4 separate regions of the Mus musculus genome follow, and regions 2, 3 and 4 are each linked to region 1. A link is a loop called in an ENCODE intact Hi-C map of the cell type or tissue named here. Cell type or tissue: heart. All regions are shown on one strand. Region 1 overlaps Gm36359 (a long non-coding RNA gene). Region 2 overlaps Trap1 (TNF receptor-associated protein 1). Region 3 holds the start of Trap1 (TNF receptor-associated protein 1). Region 4 holds the start of Crebbp (CREB binding protein).

Region 1 (2,500 bases):
CACATATCTGCCTTTGATAGGCAGCTAGGATCCCCTGTGGCAGGGTTGGGAGTATCCTCTGGGCTTAGTGTGTCTGATAAAATACAGGACACTCATTATGTCTTAATTCCAGATCTATAATAGTCTGCATATTTGAGTTTCCTTTCCTTTTCTTTCTTCCTTCCTTCCTTCCTTCCTTTCTTTGCTTTTTTGAGATAGGGGGTCTCCAGTAGCTCAAGCTGGCCTCACATATCTCCTCTCTTCCCACACGTCCCGAGCGCTGCGTTTACAGGCTTCCCTGCACAATATTTCAGATAAACTAAAAGATAACTCATGGTTGATCTGAGAGTAGCATTTAACTGAACACGCTGCACTTTTATTTGCTAGACCTGGCAACCCCTTCTGAACAGGAAATTCGAGGATCCAGATTCTAGTCTTGTGCCTCCTTAACCTGGCTGGGAACAGCGGTCGGGGTCGGTAGTTACTTTGCAAGAGTCTAGTGCAAAACAAAGAGACCCCACTCCCCCTCCTGGGTGAGGGCAAAAGTCCCAGGCTAGACCCAGGGCCTGTGTTTCTAGGTAACCTTAGTGCAGAGCCAAGACTTTGGAAGGACTCGGGTGTGTACAAGCCAAGTTAAACGGGCTTGATACAAAAGAGACCTGCAGCTCACAGTTAGGTGCTCTTCACACCGAGGGCCTTAGGACTCACTAGGTGAGAGTGAAAAATACACGTTCTGCACTACTACCCCCAAGTCAATCAGCTGGGGTGGGATCCAGATACTTGTCTTCTTAAAAGTTCCCAGAGGTCCTAGCGACCTGCCAAGGTTAACAGACTGCAGGCGTCTGGACTGCTTCCAGGGATGGTTTCGAAGCTGGCCCTGCGCGGTGGCAGGGCGCCTCCCGTTTCTGGGACAAGCGGATGTGGAAGAATTGAAGCGGGACCTGGGCCTCACCCCTATCCCGCCAGTGCCCTTCACTGCACACCTCACGCCTCTGGGACCCCAAAGAGAGACGCCGGGATCTTAAGGCAGGAGCAGTCTCGATGGCTGCCAGCGCTGGCAGTGGGACCCAAGGCTGCCCCACCCCAAGCCGACTCGGGCGCCTGGGCGTTGGGGCCGCCTGTCCGAGAGCAGCAGGCGGTCGACCTGGCTAGAGCTAGGTGGCGCCCGAGAGCACGGAGCCTGCTCCAGCCTTGGCCACAGGACAGAGATCCCCGCCTGAGATCCTGGAGGAAAGGATAATGGCACTCGGGTCACTGAGCTGGGTCGAGAGGGAGTGTGGATTTAGGGAGAGGGCCCATAGCATGAGGTCCTGGAGCTTGAAGTCGCGAGGGCGCGCTCTAGTGCACAGCATTCCCTCACTGATGGTGGGGATTAGTCTCACCTTTCATAGGACGGTGGATGGGCTCCAGTGGTACCTACAACTGGTCCAGGTTACCTCTCGTCCCAGGTCAGCTGAGCATCGCTGTTAGACATTTACTGCGTCACGCTGTGCTTCTGCACACTGTTGATTGGCAAGAAAATTACATCGCTGACTAGTGATCCTGTCACCGAAAAACAAAAGCAAAAGAAAGGGAAGAAAAAAGAAAATTACATTGTTTCTACATACAAGAAAGACATCAAAACAGATCGAAAAGAAAGTATTTCCTATGGTGTGACAGAAGGGGTCTCACATCCAGGATCTAAAAAAACAAAAAACAAAAAAACAAAAAACAAAAAAACAAAAAACATGGCAGCATCTGGAATCAAGAAGAAACACATTCTGTTGAGAACTACGTTCATATACCGTGCTTTACATTTCTGTGTTCGTGGCGTGCTTGCGTATTCGTGCTCACTTGTGGGTGAATACACATATGTATGGGTGTATGTGCACATGTATATGTGTTGGGAAGCCAGAGGTTGGTGTGAGGTGCCCTCTTCCCTGAGCTACACCTTAGAAATTGAGGCAGGGTCTTTCACTTGAACCTAGAACTCTCCAGATAAGCCAGCCCAGCTAGCCAGCAAGTCCCAGGGACCCTCCTGCTGCCATCTCACAGACCTGTTGTGACTTCCAGTGGGTTCTGGAGCGAAACTACGAGTCTTCATGTCTTGATGGCAAGCACCTGCCCACTGAACCATCTCCACAATCTTGAGGGATTTATTTTTTTAATTACAAATTTAAAACAAAGAATACATTACAAATCACTACAGAGCCCCTCCCCACCCACCCATATCCACACCCTCCGACACACACAACAGCACAGGCAGACTTTGAAGTCAGGAGTTTTCTCAAGAGCTGAACACTAAATTATTTCCTCTTGAGAAACTGGAGTTAGGTTTATGAAAATGATCTTCCCTCTGTTACCAATGATTCCCTTTTCTCGTTTCCCATTTTATTTCAAGAAGTTAAGCTGGAAATAAGAAAACCCAACAAATAATAGGAAATGACCCATTGCCTTAGGAGATCCACCATCTAACTTCAAGGAAAGGAAGGCTTATAAGTAAGTCCAACAGGTTTCCCAAAGTCACGGAGGCAAACGTTAC
Region 2 (2,500 bases), 200 kb before region 1:
GAGGGGTCTGAGCTGCCAGAGCCCACTCACTATGGATTCGTGCCTTAAAGTGCTAAAAGAAATGAAAGCCCTAGACAGTATTAAGAAAGAAGAAAAAAGCTCACAGACAGGCCAGCAAGAGCACCAAGCAGGTGAAGGTACTTCTGTCCAGTCTGATGACCTGTGTTCAATCACATGGAAGGAGGAGGAGAGGACGCACTGACTGCTCTATGAGCATCCTCGAGCATGCACACAACGCACACACAGATGTAAGAAACAGCTTTAAGAGCCGGGCATGGTGGCACACGCCTTTAATCCCAGCACTCGGGAGGCAGAGGCAAGCGGATTTCTGAGTTCCAGGACAGCCAGGGCTACACAGAGAAACCCTGCCTCAAAAAACCAAAAAAAAGAAAAAGAAAAAGAAACAGCTTTAAGTGCAAGGTCATCCTTGGCTACAAAACAACACGAGACCCTATCTCGAAAAAAACAAAACAGAAAGGTTTTGTATTCCTCTCTAACACAGGTACAGGACCGCAAGTTCTGCTAACGTAGATAAACACAAGAGCTTCAAAGCACATCAATAGTCCAGCTGAAACAGATCAAAAGTAGATCTCTATGTCAGTATTGGGGAGGGCCTGGATGAGCACAATTCCTCTTAACAGCAAGCAGAGGAGCTGGATTAGGCTTCCCCAGGAAGGGATGGGGGCAGCCTTGCCAGACCCCCTGACTGGCCCGGAGAGCAATGGCCATACATCCTACCTCTTTTTCTGAGTACAGAGAACGGGCTACGATGTCCAAAAGTTTCTTTGTCTCTGCCTGGAACTCATGTTTGGAGACAGAACCTGGTAATGAATCAAAGACACAATCAATAAAATTGCATTTCCATTTTTTGTGGGAGAACATGCCTTCTGAAATGTTTAAGGTTCTGACTTTTAAACACAGAGGAATGACTAAGAGAAGTAGACATTTAAATAGTATCTCTCAAACTAAAGGGCACGAAGCAACTCTGCAGCCATAGAGGGGTGTGGGATATCCCTCAAGGCTCCAACAAACTGTGGAGGCAGAGTCCCCACAATATGTGTGTGGGAGACTCAGGCTGGCATTAACAGTGCACAGTACATTTTTCACAAGCATTACTCAAAAAACCGACTGTAAGGAAGCCTCACTTCTCAGCATCAATAGTCTGTCCGACTCCGTCAAAAGTCAGAAGTGCAGCCCCGGGCCTGGAGATGGCCTTCCTGTCCCACATCAGTTGGGTCAGCATTCCCTTTTAGTTGGCAGCTTCTCGGGTGACCACCAGAGGGGGCAAGCGCAGTAGGTAAAAGCCAAGGGTTGCAGATGGCATGGTCTCCAGGCTTACCCCGCACTGCCTCAGTGTTGCTGATGATGGAGTGCAGGCTCTCCTCCTCCTTGTCCTCGGCTGCCTGTGTGCTGTATAACTGTCCTGCAGAGATCCCTGAAGCCAGACTTTGTGTGGGGCCCCTAAACTGGACTGTAGTCTTCTGAAGGTGCAGAACTGGCTTTCCTGAAAAGACAATCATGAAAAATGGGTAAGAATTAAGGCAGATGTCCTAGCTCACTTACATTGTGTCTAGATGTCTGGCAGAGACTACAGTGGATCTGTCCAGCCCATGCTTGTGAGGATGAAGGCACAGCAGCTGTAGCAGGTAGTCTCAGTAGCTTTCCCTTATATACAGAATGCCAAATAAATGTACTTTACCAAAAGGTACTTTACCTGATCCATGTCTAGCCAGGAAGGGACTCAGAACTGCTTCTGTAACTTCCTGGCAAGCCTGGTGGGTCTTGAAACCTCTGGCACAGAACTAGGTGTGAGGTGTCTCCACTTGGTGGGGGGATCAGCCTAAGCCTTCACTGCCACAAAAACTCTGCAGAGTCCATACTTCCAATACCACTCCTCAGCCCCAAGGGCTAGCACACAGGGCACTGGTATTGCCTCTGCCTCCCAAGTGCTGGGATTAAAGGTGTGCACCACTACTGCCCAGCCACCCTTAACTTATAATACATGTGAAGGAATAAAGAATATCCAGAAATGAGTAATTTTAAAAACAAATATATCTGGGCCAGTGAGGTTGCTCAGCAGGTAAAGAGGGGTGCAACCAAACCTGATGATCTGAGTTGAATCCCCCGAACCCACACTATGGAAGGAGAGCCAACTCCTGTTGTCATCTGACCTCCACACATGGCACCCACCCACACACACACATATATACATAATTCATTTTTTATTATTTTAAGTAATGAGCATACATGTCTCTGAGCAGGTCTCTTATAAACACCAGGGCCAGCAGAGTAACAATTCACGAGGCAAGAAGGAACTCCCCTCAACACAACTCCACAGCTGGTGCTTTCAAACTTCTAGAGTCTGACACGGGGCGGTTGATTGTAGGCATATTTAAGTATAGTACAATTTTGATAAAAATTTCCTGCTGTAACACAATGCAACACAATCCCTTGTGCACAATGAGGCATAATTACATCCAAACTTTTCTCAAAATACATG
Region 3 (2,500 bases), 190 kb before region 1:
GACACATATACAGACAAAAGTATTTTGAGCACCAGGCACTGTGGCACACTTTAATCCTACCACTCTGGGGAGCAGAGGCAGATGAATCTCTGTGAGTTTGTGACCACCCTGGCCAGGCGGAACATATATGGTGAAACCCTGTCACCCTCCCCACACCCAATAAAAAACTGAGGTGAAGTTTGGCAGATTAGCTAATACAGAAATAAAAGGGCAAATTCTGAAACCGAAAACATGTTCCTAAAGATTTAAGCAATCGCTCACTCAAATCTGTTAAACACTGTAACGATATTTGTGGCCAAGAGAACATTTAGTGGAGGATGAGAGCGACAAAACTTCGGAAAGCCATTGGGAAGCTATGTTTATGCGAAACATAAATGTAATGAATGCCAGAAGCTTTAATATTCTTTCGCAGTTAATTCTTGACTTGAGCCCTTTTATGTAAAAATAGCTGTAAATACGTATAATTTAAGTGTATGTAACGCTAACATCTTCACTGTTACATGAGTGCGGGGTGGGAAAGTATAGATTAAGGTTATTCTCTCTCCTTTCCTTTCTCTTTCAATTCCAGGGATCAAACACGCGGAGTTCACTGGCTCCCTGAAGTCCTGGGTAACCGTTGGTTTTGCTCACCGTAGTTACCCCAGGGCTTGACTTCTGCGAGAGCTGAGCTTGTGAACAGCCGCGTGCAACGAACTTGTCAACCCAAGCGCGGGAGCGTCTGCAATCAGGACTACCAGGGACTGACGAGAGCAGGCTGTGGCTGCCCGTGACTCGGCTCCCCAAAAGCGACCACAAGGTCCTACTCCCCGCCCCACTTAGCAGCTCCGGCGCAGTGCGGCCTCCCGCCGGTCTAAGAGTGTGCACACAGCCTCAGACGCCGCCTCTGCGCTCTCGTGCCGCGCTCACCTCGCCGAACTCCAGCCAGCGCGGGGGCCCGCAGTACAGTCTGCAGCCCGCGGCCCCACAGCAACACAGCTCGCAGCTCGCACGCCATGCTTCCTTTCCCAAGTGTGGCTAACAGCCTAACAGAGTGATGAGGGGGCCTTCCGCGGGGGCGGCTCAGTGACGTCATGGCGCGCGACGGGCTGTCCAAGGCGTTGCCTGTGCGAGAACGGGAACGCAGCAAACCGCAGCGCGGGGGCCCTGAAGACTGTACTTTTTGACCTTGGATCTCAGTGACAAGGTCGCTGATCCCTTGCATTGTGCGTGTGAGGGTTATAGTGTCCCCGGCCCGCGGTGCTGGCGGTCCCTAGGCGGGAGCATCCCATTCTCGAGATGGCACTACCCAGCTGGAGTGTGGATCCACTGAAAAACTCTTACAGCAATGCCAAAACCTACACTTTGACAAATTTTAGGTTTGACTGTTATTCGCCAAAACGTGAGCTCAGTAACCAACACCTTTGGACTTACCCGTTTATTGTGACTTTCTCCCTACTGGAAGCTTGTTTGGGGATCCAGGCCACAAACCTTGTCTCTAAAGTTTTTTTTTTTTTTTTTTTTTTTGTTTTTTTGTTTTTTTGTTTTTGTTTTTCGAGACAGGGTTTCTCTGTATAGCCCTGGCTGTCCTGGAACTCACTTTGTAGACCAGGCTGGCCTCGAACTCAGAAATCCACCTGCCTCTGCCTCCCAAGTGCTGGGATTAAAGGCTTGCACCACCACGCCCGGCCCTCTAAAGTTTAATCCAAACTCCAGCCGCCTCCAGAGCAGGTCGCTTGTCCCGGTCCTAACCTCAGAGTAAGGCCCAGCGAGGACCTTTCTGACAGGTTCTCGCTTGATTCTGACACACACCAGATACATTTTCCTATGATCAGATTTTACTAAAACATTAGAGCGATTATCTAGCTTGTTAGCAGACACTAGTAGCAAGAGCAGTTAATTCCTGGATCCAGAATAGACTTGAAGTTTTGGTATAGGGAATGTTTAGTTACTGTTCTAGGTTGACAAGGATTGCTCCCACATTGACTTTATAGATGGAAAATAGATAAGAATGGGCAGATATGAGGCCAAACTTTAATACAGGCTCTGTATTTAAAGTGCCTGTTGCCCTGATAACCCCAAGAAATTGACAGAGCACTGTGTGCCTGTGATCTCAGTGCTGGGGAGACAGAAACAAGAGAATCCTTGGGTTTTGCTAGCCAACCAATCTGATTCTGATGTCCCATGTTCAGTAAAAGGCCATGTTTCAATATAAGGTGGAGAGAGCACCTGAACACCTCACAATTCCTACCCCTAACCCCCAGCCAGTTCTGCTCCTGCTGGGCCCACATCCTCCACAACCAGCCCCACCCCTGCTCCCTAGTGTCTTTTTCCATGGTCACCCTTAGATCCTCACAGTTCTAGCTTCTGCCCCCAGGTTCTGTATTACCTCCTCTAATCTGCCTGAGTCCCAGTCATCACACAGAATAGCTTCTCTTGATACTAATCCTCGAGGTTTCATTCTTTTAATTCTCCATTCTGGAATCATCTCTTCAGTCAGAAATGACATACTCAGCCGGGCGTG
Region 4 (2,500 bases), 55 kb before region 1:
TACAAGTACGTACTGGAAAAGTGCTAGCTGCGCTGAGCCGGCATTGTTCACAGCAGCATACGAGTTTATATTTCGAAGGAGAGCTTAAAAGGGGAAATACGAATAATTGGCAAGGTTATCAGAGCTGTCCAGAAGTACTCTGAATTACTGAATGAACAGGGAAGTCTTGGGTACCCGATCCGATCACCTAAGAAAGTTTGCACGGAAGCTATTTTGTGAGTTGGGGAAAAGATTTAAGATTATCTTGCTTTTCTCTTTCCCTGAAAGATTCAAAGTCCTTAATTTTTTAATTTTTCATCTCCAGTGTAAAACCATTCCAACCTCAAAGGCAGACTGGAGCCCAAATGGACTTTTAAAAGCCTGCTAGCTTCTTTTTAAGGTTACGTATGTAAATGAAAGACACCACAGCAACTTTGATGACAACTCGCACATGAGGTTTGGGGTTTTGGAGAAAAAAAAATACTAGGTGATCAAAAAAAAAAAAAAATCAAGACTTTCTAAATAACCACTAAGCGTTTTCCCAAGCAACACATTCCAAGAAACTTCTCCGTCGCAACTCGTCGCAACTAAGAAGGCAGCAGCTGTGTCCGCGACTGCACCGCCTAGAGTGGGGGGTCCGATCCTGAAAGCCCTCATTGCCTCTGGTCGCATTCTCTTACTCCAAACCTCCAAGGTCCCCTCCGCTGTCATCCCGGCCGGCCACGCGTGCGGACACTAGACCGCGCCCCCGCTTCACTTTTCCTCCCGACCAGGGAAGCGCATCCCAAGGCCCGGGACAGAGTCTCTGGCCACTGCGACCCTCAACCCCCTCCCTGCCCCGAACTCTGACAGCGAGCCTAGACCCAGCCTCACCTGTGTTGTCATTCGCGGAGAAGCCGGGCGAGCTGAGTTTGGCTCGTTTGGGGTTGGGCGGTCCGTCCAGCAAGTTCTCGGCCATCTTCACCTGCTCGCGGAAACAGCCCTGAGCGCGGGCGGCGCGACGCGGCCCGGACGGGGGTCGGGCCGGCGGCTGCGAGCAGGCGAGCCAGCGAGGAGCGAGCGCAGGAGCGCGGGCCGGGCCGCGGAGGGCGCAGGCCGGGTGGGGGAGGCGGCGGCCAAATCTCAGCCTCAGCAACAGCGCCCCGCAGCGCTCACCGCCCGCCCCCGGCCGCCGCCGCCGCCGGCCGCGGCCCCCTCATCCCCTGCCCGCCTCCCGAGCGCGACACTCCGCGGCCCGGGCACCCAAGCGGCCCGGCCGCCTCCGCGGGCCCGGCTGGCAGCGACGGCGCCCGGCCCCGCGGCTCAGGCGGCGCCCGGGAACATGGTGGTACCGCCGCCGCCTCGCCGCCACCCCCCCCCCCCGCGCGCCCCACTTAATGAATTCGCCCGCGGCCGGACGACCGGGGGGCTTTGGGCTCCGCCGCCCGCCCGCGGCCCGCCGCCGCCGTGAGGAAAAACAATGCGCCGAGCGGGGCCGCCGCCGCGCCGCGGCCCCCCCACCCCGTGCCGCCGCCGCCGCCGCCGCCGCCGCCGGGCTCCGGGAGGCCGAGACGAGAGGCGAGCGGGGCCGCCGGGGCGGGCGCCGAGGGCCGGGCGGAGCGGGCCGGCCAGGCGGAGCGGGGTGCGCGGGCGGTTGTGGGGCCCGGGACCGGCGGGGCCGAGTAGATCGCGCTCGAAGCCCCGGTCGGATCCGCGACAAGATGGCGGCTGTTGATTCCTCAATTAAAAAAAAAAAGAAAGTTTTTTTTCTTCTCTTTCCAGAGCCTGAACGGGGAGGGGGAGGGGGCGGGGCACGCTTGTACGTCACCCCCCCCGCGGCGTCACCACGCACGGCCCCCGCCCCGCCCCTCCACCTGCGCCGGCCGCGGCGGAAAGAGCCGAGCGCGCTCGGGTGGAAGGGTCGAAGGCACGGCGGCGATGCGTGAGGCGACGGGCTGCGGTGCTAGGCCCGGCCTGCGGGACGCCAAGTGCGCAGAGCAGACGGCCACTTTTGTTCTGACGCTGTCAGTAACGCGGCACGCGCGGGGAGGGCGCCCTGGGCTCGAGCCTAGACCCCCCCCCCCGCCAGGCTCGGAGTCAGCGCTGATCCGGGCCCAGCCCGTCCGGTCCCGCCCCGCCCCGGCAGCTCTGGCTCTTCGCAGCTCCTTGCTTGCGAGCCTCCAGGGTGACATCGGACTAAGAAGACGCCACCGCAACCTGCGCCTCTTCCCCGCGCCCTATGCTAGTAATGGCGAAGTGGCGCCTGCAGGTTACAGAGGGTCCTCGGGTCTGTGTGCAGATGGGGAAACTGAGGCAGGAAGGGGCAAAGCAACTTTCTCTAAGATCACTGAGGGAGAAAATGACAGGCCGAGAGTCCACCCCTTCCTTGTGCTTCCCAAGTTTGCAAGGGCACCGCAAGGCTCTTGAGCGCCCACTCCCAAGCCCAAAAACGATAGGGCCAGGTCCAATGTCCAACGCTGTCACCTGAAGGGAGAGGCTGTCAGCTCTACCTCCTGGATCTGAGATGGGCCCAGGTACCAAG

Evidence for each region. Hi-C counts contacts between places; a loop is a spot of excess contacts. Peaks named below come from ENCODE experiments on the same cell type or tissue, not always from the same donor. Only the 100,000 strongest peaks of a DNase experiment are listed, where the experiment ranks them.
Region 2: it touches region 1 in a loop (2.8-fold over the local background); 8 of 42 quality-filtered maps call a loop at or near these places.
Region 3: a loop joins it to region 1, with 4 times the contacts of the local background. A loop is called at or near these places in 8 of 42 quality-filtered maps.
Region 4: a loop joins it to region 1, with 3 times the contacts of the local background. A loop is called at or near these places in 10 of 42 quality-filtered maps.

What each region holds. Positions count from the first base shown.
Region 1 is chr16:4,267,113-4,269,612 of GRCm38, forward strand. Gm36359 (a long non-coding RNA gene) reads right to left here. Exons shown (of 4, transcript XR_875865.2): 3 at 1,362-1,521. Among named protein-coding and RNA genes, the nearest start is that of Gm36359, 16 kb to the right of the region's middle. In heart, a CTCF peak has its summit at 1,134; a DNase peak (open chromatin) is centred at 1,079; H3K4me3 peaks cover 937 bases; H3K27ac peaks cover 1,353 bases.
Region 2 is chr16:4,067,518-4,070,017 of GRCm38, forward strand. It overlaps Trap1 (TNF receptor-associated protein 1), which reads right to left. Exons shown (of 18, transcript NM_026508.2): 2 at 1,340-1,504; 3 at 739-821. Among named protein-coding and RNA genes, the nearest start is that of Trap1, 9.0 kb to the right of the region's middle. In heart, a CTCF peak has its summit at 1,263 (motif pointing right); a DNase peak (open chromatin) is centred at 1,274.
Region 3 is chr16:4,076,787-4,079,286 of GRCm38, forward strand. Trap1 (TNF receptor-associated protein 1) reads right to left here and starts at 1,024. Exons shown (of 18, transcript NM_026508.2): 1 at 907-1,024. The coding sequence starts at 994. In heart, no CTCF peak of the experiment used is centred here; a DNase peak (open chromatin) is centred at 1,055; H3K4me3 peaks cover 1,522 bases; H3K27ac peaks cover 1,871 bases.
Region 4 is chr16:4,212,287-4,214,786 of GRCm38, forward strand. Crebbp (CREB binding protein) reads right to left here and starts at 1,118. Exons shown (of 31, transcript NM_001025432.1): 1 at 853-1,118. The coding sequence starts at 937. In heart, a CTCF peak has its summit at 1,105; DNase peaks (open chromatin) are centred at 955 and 1,975; H3K4me3 peaks cover 2,500 bases; H3K27ac peaks cover 1,989 bases.